Regions from separate parts of the Homo sapiens genome. Here all the other regions are linked to region 1. A link is a contact called in ENCODE Hi-C or POLR2A ChIA-PET data. All regions are on one chromosome and are shown on one strand. Each heading gives the region's core, a stretch centred on a gene start or an enhancer-like site at or near the end of the contact. The rest is flanking DNA. Distances are from core to core; before and after follow the strand shown.

Evidence for each region. Hi-C counts contacts between places; a loop is a spot of excess contacts on that map. ChIA-PET counts read pairs that join two places held with the same protein, here RNA polymerase II (POLR2A). Pooled maps may share reads with other maps.
Region 2: a loop to region 1 is called in a map with no recorded cell type, with 15 times the contacts of the local background. The contact joins two enhancer-like sites. A Hi-C loop is called at or near these places in 1 of 37 single-sample maps with no recorded cell type and 2 of 50 pooled maps. POLR2A ChIA-PET finds 5 or more read pairs at or near these places in 1 of 52 experiments (activated CD4-positive, alpha-beta T cell).
Region 3: a loop to region 1 is called in a pooled map, with 3 times the contacts of the local background. The contact joins the promoter of BECN1 here to the enhancer-like site in region 1. A Hi-C loop is called at or near these places in 1 of 50 pooled maps. POLR2A ChIA-PET finds 5 or more read pairs at or near these places in 2 of 52 experiments (T-cell and activated CD8-positive, alpha-beta T cell).

What each region holds. Positions count from the first base shown.
Region 1 is chr17:42,335,945-42,339,619 of GRCh38, reverse strand. It overlaps STAT3 (signal transducer and activator of transcription 3), which reads left to right. Exons shown (of 24, transcript NM_139276.3): 5 at 211-306; 6 at 808-889; 7 at 1,763-1,857; 8 at 2,034-2,185. Among named protein-coding and RNA genes, the nearest start is that of STAT5A, 49 kb to the right of the region's middle. RefSeq lists a silencer at 1,767-1,816 and an enhancer at 1,947-2,256. Within about 2 kb of position 1,964, at least 6 of the 41 ENCODE cell types and tissues checked have a DNase peak (open chromatin) inside an H3K27ac peak, as active enhancers do.
Region 2 is chr17:42,703,071-42,706,145 of GRCh38, reverse strand. EZH1 (enhancer of zeste 1 polycomb repressive complex 2 subunit) reads left to right here. Exons shown (of 21, transcript NM_001991.5): 16 at 1-139; 17 at 963-1,058; 18 at 1,463-1,544; 19 at 2,326-2,406. Among named protein-coding and RNA genes, the nearest start is that of MIR6780A, 3.5 kb to the left of the region's middle. RefSeq lists an enhancer at 656-1,296. Within about 2 kb of position 1,250, at least 2 of the 41 ENCODE cell types and tissues checked have a DNase peak (open chromatin) inside an H3K27ac peak, as active enhancers do.
Region 3 is chr17:42,822,634-42,826,459 of GRCh38, reverse strand. BECN1 (beclin 1) reads left to right here and starts at 2,178. Exons shown (of 12, transcript NM_001313998.2): 1 at 2,178-2,305; 2 at 2,581-2,712. The coding sequence starts at 2,583. It overlaps MIR6781 (microRNA 6781), which reads left to right and starts at 2,517; the gene lies at 2,517-2,580. RefSeq lists enhancers at 1,249-1,815, 1,820-1,949, 1,816-2,384, 2,385-2,951.

The sequences.
Region 1 (3,675 bases), core at 715-3,214:
CTTAGTGCCATAAAGGGGGTTTATGGTATGACCTGTGTAGTGTCACCTGTGTAGTGACAGCACCACTGCCTCTGTTTCCCTTCCTCTTGTGATGGCAGCAGCGTCTCAAGCCAAACAAGAAGGGTAGTTAGGGTGGGATGGAAGCTGGGTAGAGGTATTCCTCTCCCCATAGTTCTGTGTTCACATGTGCATTGACCTCCTTTTTGGCAGCAAGGGGGCCAGGCCAACCACCCCACAGCAGCCGTGGTGACGGAGAAGCAGCAGATGCTGGAGCAGCACCTTCAGGATGTCCGGAAGAGAGTGCAGGTGATGCAAGTTACAAGCCTCGGGCAGGGAGCTTTCATTAATTTTTTTTTTTTTTTTTGAGACAGGGTCTTGCTCTGCCACTCAGGCTGGGCTGCAGTGGCATGATCACAGCTCACTGCAGCCTCGACCTCTCAGGCCCAAGCGATCCTCCTACCTCATCCTCCCAAGTAGCCGGGACCACAGGCATGCACCACCACGCCCAGCTAATTAAAAAAAAAAAATTTGTAGAGATGGGGGTCTCCCTGTGTTGTCCAGGCTGATCATGAACTCCTGGGCTCAAGTGATCCTCCCAACTCAGCCTCTCAAAGTGCTGGCATTACAGGCGTGAGCCACTGCACCTGGCCAACAGGGAGCCTTCTCTTGGGGATACTGCCTGCAGGTCCTGCATGTATCTTTTTTGAGGTTTTGGCTTCATTTGAATTCTCCTCAGAAACTTTATATTTTCTGTTCCCAAGGAAATCTTTCTTTACTTCTGTTTTTTTGTTTGCTTATTTTAAACAGGATCTAGAACAGAAAATGAAAGTGGTAGAGAATCTCCAGGATGACTTTGATTTCAACTATAAAACCCTCAAGAGTCAAGGAGGCAAGTGAATATTAGAGATGTTAAAATCTCTAGAAAGTGAGTTTGTGTTGTTGAGTTGAAAGACTCATTTGTCTTAACTCTGTTTAGATCTTAAGGCGGGCGGGGCGCAAGGGAGGTACGGGTCCTCAAAGGAGCCTGGTCATTAAGGACAGGAGTATTCCCTCAGGTCCAGGAGTATTCCCTCAGGTCCAGGAGTATTCCCTCAGGTCAAGGAGTATTCCCTCAGGTCAAGGAGTATTCCCTCAGGTCCAGGAGTATTCCCTCAGGTCCAGGAGTATTCCCTCAGGTCCAGGAGTATTCCCTCAGGTCCAGGAGTATTCCCTCAGGTCCAGGAGTATTCCCTCAGGTCAAGGAGTATTCCCTCAGGTCCAGGAGTATTCCCTCAGGTCCAGGAGTATTCCCTCAGGTCCAGGAGTATTCCCTCAGGTCCAGGAGTATTCCCTCAGGTCCAGGAGTATTCCCTCAGGTCAAGGAGTATTCCCTCAGGTCCAGGAGTATTCCCTCAGGTCCAGGAGTATTCCCTCAGGTCCAGGAGTATTCCCTCAGGTCAAGGAGTATTCCCTCAGGTCCAGGAGTATTCCCTCAGGTCCAGGAGTATTCCCTCAGGTCCAGGAGTATTCCCTCAGGTCCAGGAGTATTCCCTCAGGTCCAGGAGTATTCCCTCAGGTCCAGGAGTATTCCCTCAGGTCCAGGAGTATTCCCTCAGGTCCAGGAGTATTCCCTCAGGTCAAGGAGTATTCCCTCAGGTCCAGGAGTATTCCCTCAGGTCCAGGAGTATTCCCTCAGGTCCAGGAGTATTCCCTCAGGTCAAGGAGTATTCCCTCAGGTCAAGGAGTATTCCCTCAGGTCAAGGAGTTTTTTCTTCCTTCGCAGACATGCAAGATCTGAATGGAAACAACCAGTCAGTGACCAGGCAGAAGATGCAGCAGCTGGAACAGATGCTCACTGCGCTGGACCAGATGCGGAGAGTAAGGGCATAGGTCGGACCACTTCCCCCATGTGTCTCGCTCACTTGCGGGATTTCAGCGTCTTGTGGCAGAACTTGCTTGGTTTCTAAGAAGTTCCTGCTCTGGAGTTGACTAAAGAATGTGGTTAGAGACAGTCTGAGGAAATGTTTTCTGACTTTGTTTTGGTTTCCAACCAGAGCATCGTGAGTGAGCTGGCGGGGCTTTTGTCAGCGATGGAGTACGTGCAGAAAACTCTCACGGACGAGGAGCTGGCTGACTGGAAGAGGCGGCAACAGATTGCCTGCATTGGAGGCCCGCCCAACATCTGCCTAGATCGGCTAGAAAACTGGTAAAGGATGAAAGAAGCTTTTCCTTTCTTTCTCGAAAGCTAGATTGAATTCTGATCTTAACTGCAGGCCCACAGAATTGGTACTATATCTCCAACGTGGGGACTTTTCCATATTCAAATTTAGCCCAAGAATTAAAGTTTTTACTTTATTTCGGCCAGGCGCTGTGGCTCACACCTGTAATCCCAGCACTTTGGGAGACCAAGATGGGCGGATCACTTGAGGTCAGGAGTTTGAGACCAGCCTGGCCAACATGGTGAAAACACATCTCTACTAAAAACATAAAAAAATTAGCCGGGCGTGGTGGTGCGCACCTGTAGTCCCAGCTACTCTGGGCGGCTGAGGCAGGAGAATCACTTGAACCTGGGATATGGAAGTTGCAGTGAGCGGAGATCTTACTACCGCACACCAACCAGCCTGGGAGACAGAGTGAGACTCCATCTCAAAAAAATAAAAATAAAATAAAGTTTTTACTTTATTTGGAGAAACTTTGTTTTAAAAAATGTATTTATATTATTATATTTTAAGTATATTTTACTTAATAATTCAATTAAGGCTTTTGGTTTAACTGTATTTAACAGATAGACAAACCTTTTAATTTTAGTTATTTTAGTAATCTAAAATGACACATGCCCTTTTTAAGGGAAAAAATTCAAATACAGAAAATTAATCAAGAGAAGAAAAAATTTTTAAATGAAATCATCAGCAGTACTAGTAGTTAAAATTTAGTTGATGCTCAATCTAGACATCTGTCATTATGTATATACACATTATGTATATACACATAAAGATAGAAATTTATACAGTTTATATTAGGATCATTTTTTTTTCTTTTTTTGGAGTCAGGGTCTCACTGTGTTACCCAGTCTAGAGTACAGTTATGCAGTCATGGCTCACTGGAGCCTTGACCTCCTGGGCTCAGGCAGTCTTCCCACCTTAGCCTTCTCAGTAGCTGGGACTACAGGCATGCACCACCACACCTGGCTAATTTTTAAATTTTTTATAGAGACAGGGTCTTACTTTGTTGCCTGGGCTGGTCTCAAATTCCTGGGCTCAAGGGATCATCCCACTTCGGCCTCTCAAAAGCTCTGGAATTATAGATGTGAGCTGCCGTGCCCAGCCCAGGATCTTCCTTTATATGCTTTTCTGTAATTTGCACTTTTACCTTCATCCAGCATATCTTACTGCAACCCTTCCTGTGCAAGGCCCTATAGTGAGCATGTTGCACCAGCTTGCCTTAGGAGAAACTTGAGATACAGAGCCTGCACTGGAAATTTAGCGCAACTCTACATGAGAATGCCTGTCTATTCATATCCTCACTAACCCTGAGTGTTGTTAATTTACTGAAAGCAGTTTTAAATGCTTCCTGACCAGGGAACGAAGAAGCTTAAGTTCTGGGAATGGGAGGATAGAAGTGCCAGAAAAGAGCTCAGGAGTTCAGAAATCCCTGCAGCGGTCCCCCTCCCTCTCCTTTCACTTTCTGTCTTTCTGG
Region 2 (3,075 bases), core at 1-2,500, 370 kb before region 1:
CAATACCAAGCAATGTCCTTGCTATCTGGCAGTGCGAGAATGTGACCCTGACCTGTGTCTCACCTGTGGGGCCTCAGAGCACTGGGACTGCAAGGTGGTTTCCTGTAAAAACTGCAGCATCCAGCGTGGACTTAAGAAGGTGAGGCCTTTCCTCAGGACCCCACACCACATAAAATGGAGGGGGAAGGAAGGAACGGTCCCAAGCATTCTCTTTCCACTGGTTCTTTTGAGGCTTTATATGTGAAAGTGCTTGATAAATCCTAAAAGACACATATTTACTGAATTAATAAAGGCTTCAGTCCCAGTAGGGCTTAGAAAAATGGTTCCTGGCCAGGTGTGGTGGCTCATGCCTGTAATCCCAGCAGTTTGGGAGGCCGAGGCCAGCGGATCATGAGGTCAAGAGTTCGAGACCAGCCTGGGCAACATGGTGAAACCCTGTCTCTACTAAAAATATAAAAATTAGCCAGGCATGGTGGTGCATGCCTGTAATCCCAGCTACTCAGAAGGCTGAGGTAGGAGAATCGCTTGAACCTGGGAGGTGGAGGTTGCAGCAAGCCGAGATCGCACCACTGCACTCCAGCCTGGGACAGAGTGAGATTCCATCTCCAAAAAGAGAAAGAAAAGTGGTTCCTTGAACTGGCCAGACAAAAAGGAGCTGCGAGGTGTATGCACCTTTGGTGATGTCTATGTTTACCTCACACATTGCAGTGAATTCCTATAGACTAAGGCCCAGGAGGGCTCCATGGATAAAGGAAGAGATATCCTATTTCCGTTCGTCACCACCTCCCATTTTCTTTTCTCTCCCAAGCAGAAAAGAATGGGTTAGACCTTTTTCTGCTTTCAGATCCTCTTAACAGTTGCTGGTTCTTTCCACCCCACCCCCACCACACATGTGCACATCCAGCACACACCCCCTACTCATGCACACCCTGTAGTCTGAGACTTGGCCCCCTCTTCCCCAGCACCTGCTGCTGGCCCCCTCTGATGTGGCCGGATGGGGCACCTTCATAAAGGAGTCTGTGCAGAAGAACGAATTCATTTCTGAATACTGTGGTGAGGTGAGTGCTATAGTTTTGGCCCACATTCTTACTCGGGGGAGACTGATGAGAAACTCTGATTTTCTGTGGGCCAGGCTTCTTTGAATTAATCTCTAAATAACTCAGCTGTGTTCTCACGTGGCCTCTTGGGGAGATCCCACAGAACCGTTTGCAGTACTGAAACCACTGTTCAACTCTTTGGCAACTCCAGACACAAGAGATGAGGGGGGCTCTTTTCAGCCTTAAAACTGGTTGGCCTGGGTGGGAATTGGAACAGCATAACTTGAACTTGCTCTCTTGTGATTCTCATCATGATGCTCAGTAAGCACCCATGTGAGATACCACCCAGCCCTTTCTGGGGGCAGGGTACCATGCCCTGAGCAGGCAGCCTGATACTCCTATTTGTTATTTGTCTATCTCTCTAGCTCATCTCTCAGGATGAGGCTGATCGACGCGGAAAGGTCTATGACAAATACATGTCCAGCTTCCTCTTCAACCTCAATAATGGTATGAAGTCACTTTGTCTCATCCCAAGGTGGTCTTTTTTTTTTTTCTTTTTTTGAGACGGAGTCTTGCTCTGTTGCCCAGGCTAGGGTGCAATGGTGCGATCTTGGCTCACTGTAGCCTCTACCCTCTGCCTCCCGGGTTCAAGTGATTCTCCTGCCTCAGCCTCCCGAGTAGCTGGGACTACAAGCACCTGCCACCATGCCCGGCTAATATTTTTGTATTTTTAGTAGAGACTGGGTTTCACCATGTTGGCCAGGCTGGTATCGAACTCCTGGCCTCAAGTGATCCACCCGCCTCGGCCTCCCAAAGTGCTAGGATTACAGGAGTAAGCCACCGCACTTGGCCCCAAGGTGATCTTTCTACCAGATTGCCCTTGCTGTAGTCCAAGTTTAGATCAGCTCCGAATCTTCCAGCAGATGCATAGAGCAAGGGGGCAGGATCACACTTGGGGATCCCACAGGCCACAGTGCCCTTGCTTTGGAAGAACCTCCATTTCTGGGTTCTGTTTGTAATAGGAGTGCTGAGCGTCTTTACCTGAGAAATCTCCCTGCCCAGTAGATGAGAAGATCCATAATTCAAAGAGGGACCCAAAGGGAGTGCTCCCACACAAGGCTGAATTCTGAGGCTGCATGCTTTCCTCTGCTCCTGTTAGCACACTGGGCTTCAACATTCCCATCAGACTAAAGTGTTTCTGTTACCATTTAACTGATTTTAAATTCAAGCTGAGAAGCTGTGGAATTGCCTGCTGTGCTTATGGTTTTCCTTGATTTACTTTATACAGATTTTGTAGTGGATGCTACTCGGAAAGGAAACAAAATTCGATTTGCAAATCATTCAGTGAATCCCAACTGTTATGCCAAAGGTGAGTCCCAGTAACCTGGGAGGTGGGGTGGGGGATGGATGCCTCTTTACTGTGATTTCCATTCGTTGTTGAACATTTTCCTTAGCTGAGCTATTTTTTGTCCAAAGATAATCATGATTAATATCTGGTATCATTTTAGGCCCCTCTCAATCTTAGTTTTCTAATCTGCTTTTTTCAGCGAATACATTATAAACACTTTCCCACAAACATGATTTAACCAGCCTGAGCAACATAGTGAGACCCATCTCACAAAATAATAATAGGCTGGGTGTGGTGGCTTACGCCTGTAATCCCAGCACTTTGGGAGGCTGAGGCAGGTGGATCACTTGAGGCCAGGAGTTCAAGACCAGCCTAGCAAACATGGTGAAACCCCATCTCTACTAAAAATACAAAAATCAGCTGGGGGGCGTGGTGGTGTGCACCTGTAGTCCCAGCTACTCAGGTGGCTGAGGCACAAGAATCGCTTGAACCCTGGAGGCAGAGGTTGCAATGAGCCAAGATCATGCCACTGCACTCCAGCCTGGGCAACAGAGCAAGACTCTGTCTCAAAAAACAAAACAAAACAAAACAAAAAACCCCACTTATAATAATAATAAAGATAATTTTTCTGCCATAATAACAGATCTAAAAGCATAGAGGCAACTACCATATTGACTACTTTCTAATTCC
Region 3 (3,826 bases), core at 929-3,428, 490 kb before region 1:
AAAAAAAAAGTAACTACAATAAGCAAATACATAGCAAAAAGTTCAGCCTTACCAGCAATCAATGATGCTAATTAAAATAACAAGGAAGTGCCATTTTTTGCTTTTGTTCCCCAAATATATGATACCCAATACTGGCCAAGGCAATATGAAAACAGGCTTCCTCATACATTACTGGAAGCAGAATATAGTTATGTGCAAGCACTTTGGAAAATGATTCCCAGTGTTAAGGAAGAGACATTAAATAGCTGACACACTCTTAATTCTGTAGTCCCAGTTATGAGTCTCTATCATAAGTAGCCAGCTCTTCATTGCAGGATTATTGTAATCACCCACAGGGGAAATAGTAGAATTTCCAGCGGTAAAAAAATACACTAAGGCAGTACATTTAGTGTAGTGTAATGTAGCCATGATAACTACAATAACTGTGTAGCAACATAGAAAAATGTTAAATTTAAAAAGCAGAAGCCTGGGCAACAAAGTGAGACCCCATCTCTTTTTTTTTTTGAGATGGCGTCTCGCTCTGTCACCGAGGCTGGAGTGCAGTGTGAGACCACATCTCTACAAAAAATTTTAAAAATTAGCTGGGCATGGTAGTGATCACCTGTGGTCCCTGCTACACTGGAGGTTGAAGCAAGAGGATTGCTTGAGCCAGGAAGTCAAATCTGCAGTGAGCCATGTTTGTTTGTTCCGCTTCACTCCAGCCTGGGTAACAGAGTAAGACACTGTCTCAAAATAAAAATAAAATAGACAATACTACATACAATTTTGGGTTAAGCAGTGGTTTCTTTTACACCAAAAGCATAAACATTGGACTTTATTGAAATGAAAAACTTTTGGCCAGGCACATTGGCTCACACCTGTAATCTCAGCACTTTGGGAGGCCACAGTGGGGGATTGCAAGGGGAGATGGGAAATGTTCTAAAACTGGATTATGGTGATAGTTGGGCAACTGTGTAAATTTACTAAAAATTATTGAACTGTACATTTAAAAAGTGTGAGTCTTATGGTATGTAAATTATACCCCATAAAGTTGTTTTTAAAAATGAAGTAAGTCCCTCTGCTCAAGACCCAGTCATCTCATCTCATTCAAAGTGAAAGCCAGAGCTTTACAATCCCTATAAGAGCCTAGGTGGTAGCTCAACACTCTTACCTCCCTCACCCCATTTTCTGTATCTCTTTTCGTTGCCCATCTTCTAGCCACACCAGCCTCTGCTAATCCCCAAACAGGTACCCTCTGTGCTCTTGCTGTTCCCTTGGCCTAGAATGCTCTTCCTTAAGATGCAGGTAAGAATTCCTTCCTCACCTTCTTCAAGCTTTTATTTGAATATCACTTTCTTTTTTTGTTGGTTTTGTGTGTGTGTGTGGGGGGGGGGGGTTTGAGATGGAGTTTCCTTCTGTCGCCCAGGCTGGAGTGCAGTGGCATGATCTCGACTCACTGCAACCTCCGCCTCCGGGGGTCAAGCGATTTTCCTACCCCAGCCTCCTGAGTAGCTGGGATTACAGGCGCACGCCACCATGCCCAGCTAATTGTATTTTTTAGTAGAGACGGGATTTAACCATTTTGGCCAGGCTGGTCTCGAACTCCTGACCTTGTGATCCGCCCGCCTCGGCCTCCCAAAGTGCTGGAATTACAAGCGTGAGCCACCATGCCCGGCCTTTTGTTGTTGCTGTTGTTGTTCTGAGATGGAGCCTTGCCCTGTCGCCCAGGCTGGAGTGCAGTGGCCCGATCTCGGCTCACTGCAACCTCCACCTCCCAGGTTCAAGCGATTCTCCTGCCTCAGCCTCCCGAGTAGCTGGGATTAAGCTGGGATTATAGGCGTGCCCCACCACGCCCGGCTAGTTTTTGTATTTTTAGTAGAGACGGGGTTTCACTGTGTTGGCCAGGCTGGTCTCGAACTCCTGACCTCACGTGATCCGCCCTCCTCGGCCTCCCCAAGTGCTGAGATTACAGGCGTGAGCCACCGCGCCCGCCGCCCCCTGAATTTAGAGAATAGCGGAGCCTCCCCATTCTCTGCGGCCTTGGCTCCTACACTTCCCGTGGTAACCTTGTTCATCCGCTGAAGCCCGCTGCTTTTCCCAGCCCGGCCTCTGGGGGCCGCTGCCGGGCCTGTGAGCCTGTGGACCAGGAGCTCCTGCTGCCGTCGTAGCGTCACGTCCGGTCTCGGGCGGAAGTTTTCCGGCGGCTACCGGGAAGTCGCTGAAGACAGAGCGATGGTAGTTCTGGAGGCCTCGCTCCGGGGCCGACCCGAGGCCACAGTGCCTCCGCGGTAGACCGGACTTGGGTGACGGGCTCCGGGCTCCCGAGGTGAAGAGCATCGGGGGCTGAGGTGGGACCTTAGAAGGGAGTCTGGGAACCCTCACGGCTCTTATTGGAGTCCCTTCCCTGACCCTGGGCTCTAAACTGCCTTTGCTCAGGCTGTCCCGGAAGCAGGTCCTCCCCGTATCATACCATTCCTAGAGGGAACGGCGCAGGTTGGGACTTCCCTCCCTTTACCATCGTCACCAAGGCATGTGGTAACCCCGGGCCGGAGGTCAAGGGCGTCGCTTCTCCCTAATGTTGCCTCTTTTCCACGGCCTCAGGGATGGAAGGGTCTAAGACGTCCAACAACAGCACCATGCAGGTGAGCTTCGTGTGCCAGCGCTGCAGCCAGCCCCTGAAACTGGACACGAGTTTCAAGATCCTGGACCGTGTCACCATCCAGGAACTCACAGGTCAGCGAGACCCTTGGAAAGAGGGTGGTCAAGAATGTGGAAGGTGGGCAGCTTTGGTGATATAATTCTTATGGTGGCTGTGTAGTCTGCCACAAACTCATCGTGTGAACCTAGGAAAGTCACTTCATCTGGCTCCCTGTTTTCTCCTTGGAAACATAAAGCATTCTGACATTGTGGACTTCTGAGAGCTTTCCGACCGGGCGCGGTGGCTCACGCCTGTAATCCCAGCATTTTGGGAGACCGAGGCGGGCAGATCACCTGAGGTCAGGAGTTCGAGACCAGCCTGGCCAACATGGCGAAACCCCTCTCTACTAAAAATACAAAAATTAGCCGGGCGTGATGGCACGTGCCTGTAGTCCCAGCTACTCGGGAGGTTGAGGCAGGAGAATCGCTTGAACCGGTGAGGTGGAGTTTGCAGTGAGCTGAGATCGCACCACTGCACTCCAGCCTGGGCAACAGAGCGAGGCTCCGTCTCAAAAAAAGAGAGCTTTCAGTAGCAAAAGAAAGATCCTTATTTTCTGCTCCTGCTGTTTCAGAGAAAAGGAATATGTATATATAATAATAAATGGTATTTTTTGAGGACTTACTATATAGTAATACCAAGTGCATTACACGTATTACTTCATTTAGTCCCTGTAACAACCCGTACGGGGTATACCGTCATTACATCATTTTTCAGATGAAGAACCGAGGCACAGAGAGGTTAAGTGACTTACCTAAGGTCCAACAGCTGGTAAATGGAGTAGAGTCTTAAAGTCTGAAGAATTTGCTGGATGTGATGGCTCACGCCTGTAATCTCAGTGCTTTGGGAGGCTGAGGTGGGAGGATCGCTTGAGCCCAGGAGTTCAAGACCAACCTGAGCAACCTAGCAGAGATCTTGTCTCTAAAAAAAAAAAAAAATTGCTGGGTGTGGTGGGTGGTGGAGGCTGAGGCAGGAGGATCACTTGAGCCCAGGAGGTCAAAGCTGCAGGAAGCTATGATCATGCCACTGCACTGCAGCTTGGGCAACAGTGCAAGACCCTGTCTCAAAAAATAAATTAATTAAAAAGGCCAGGAGTGGTGGTTCACACCTGTGATCCCAGCACTATGGGAGGCTGAGGCAGGTGGATCACTT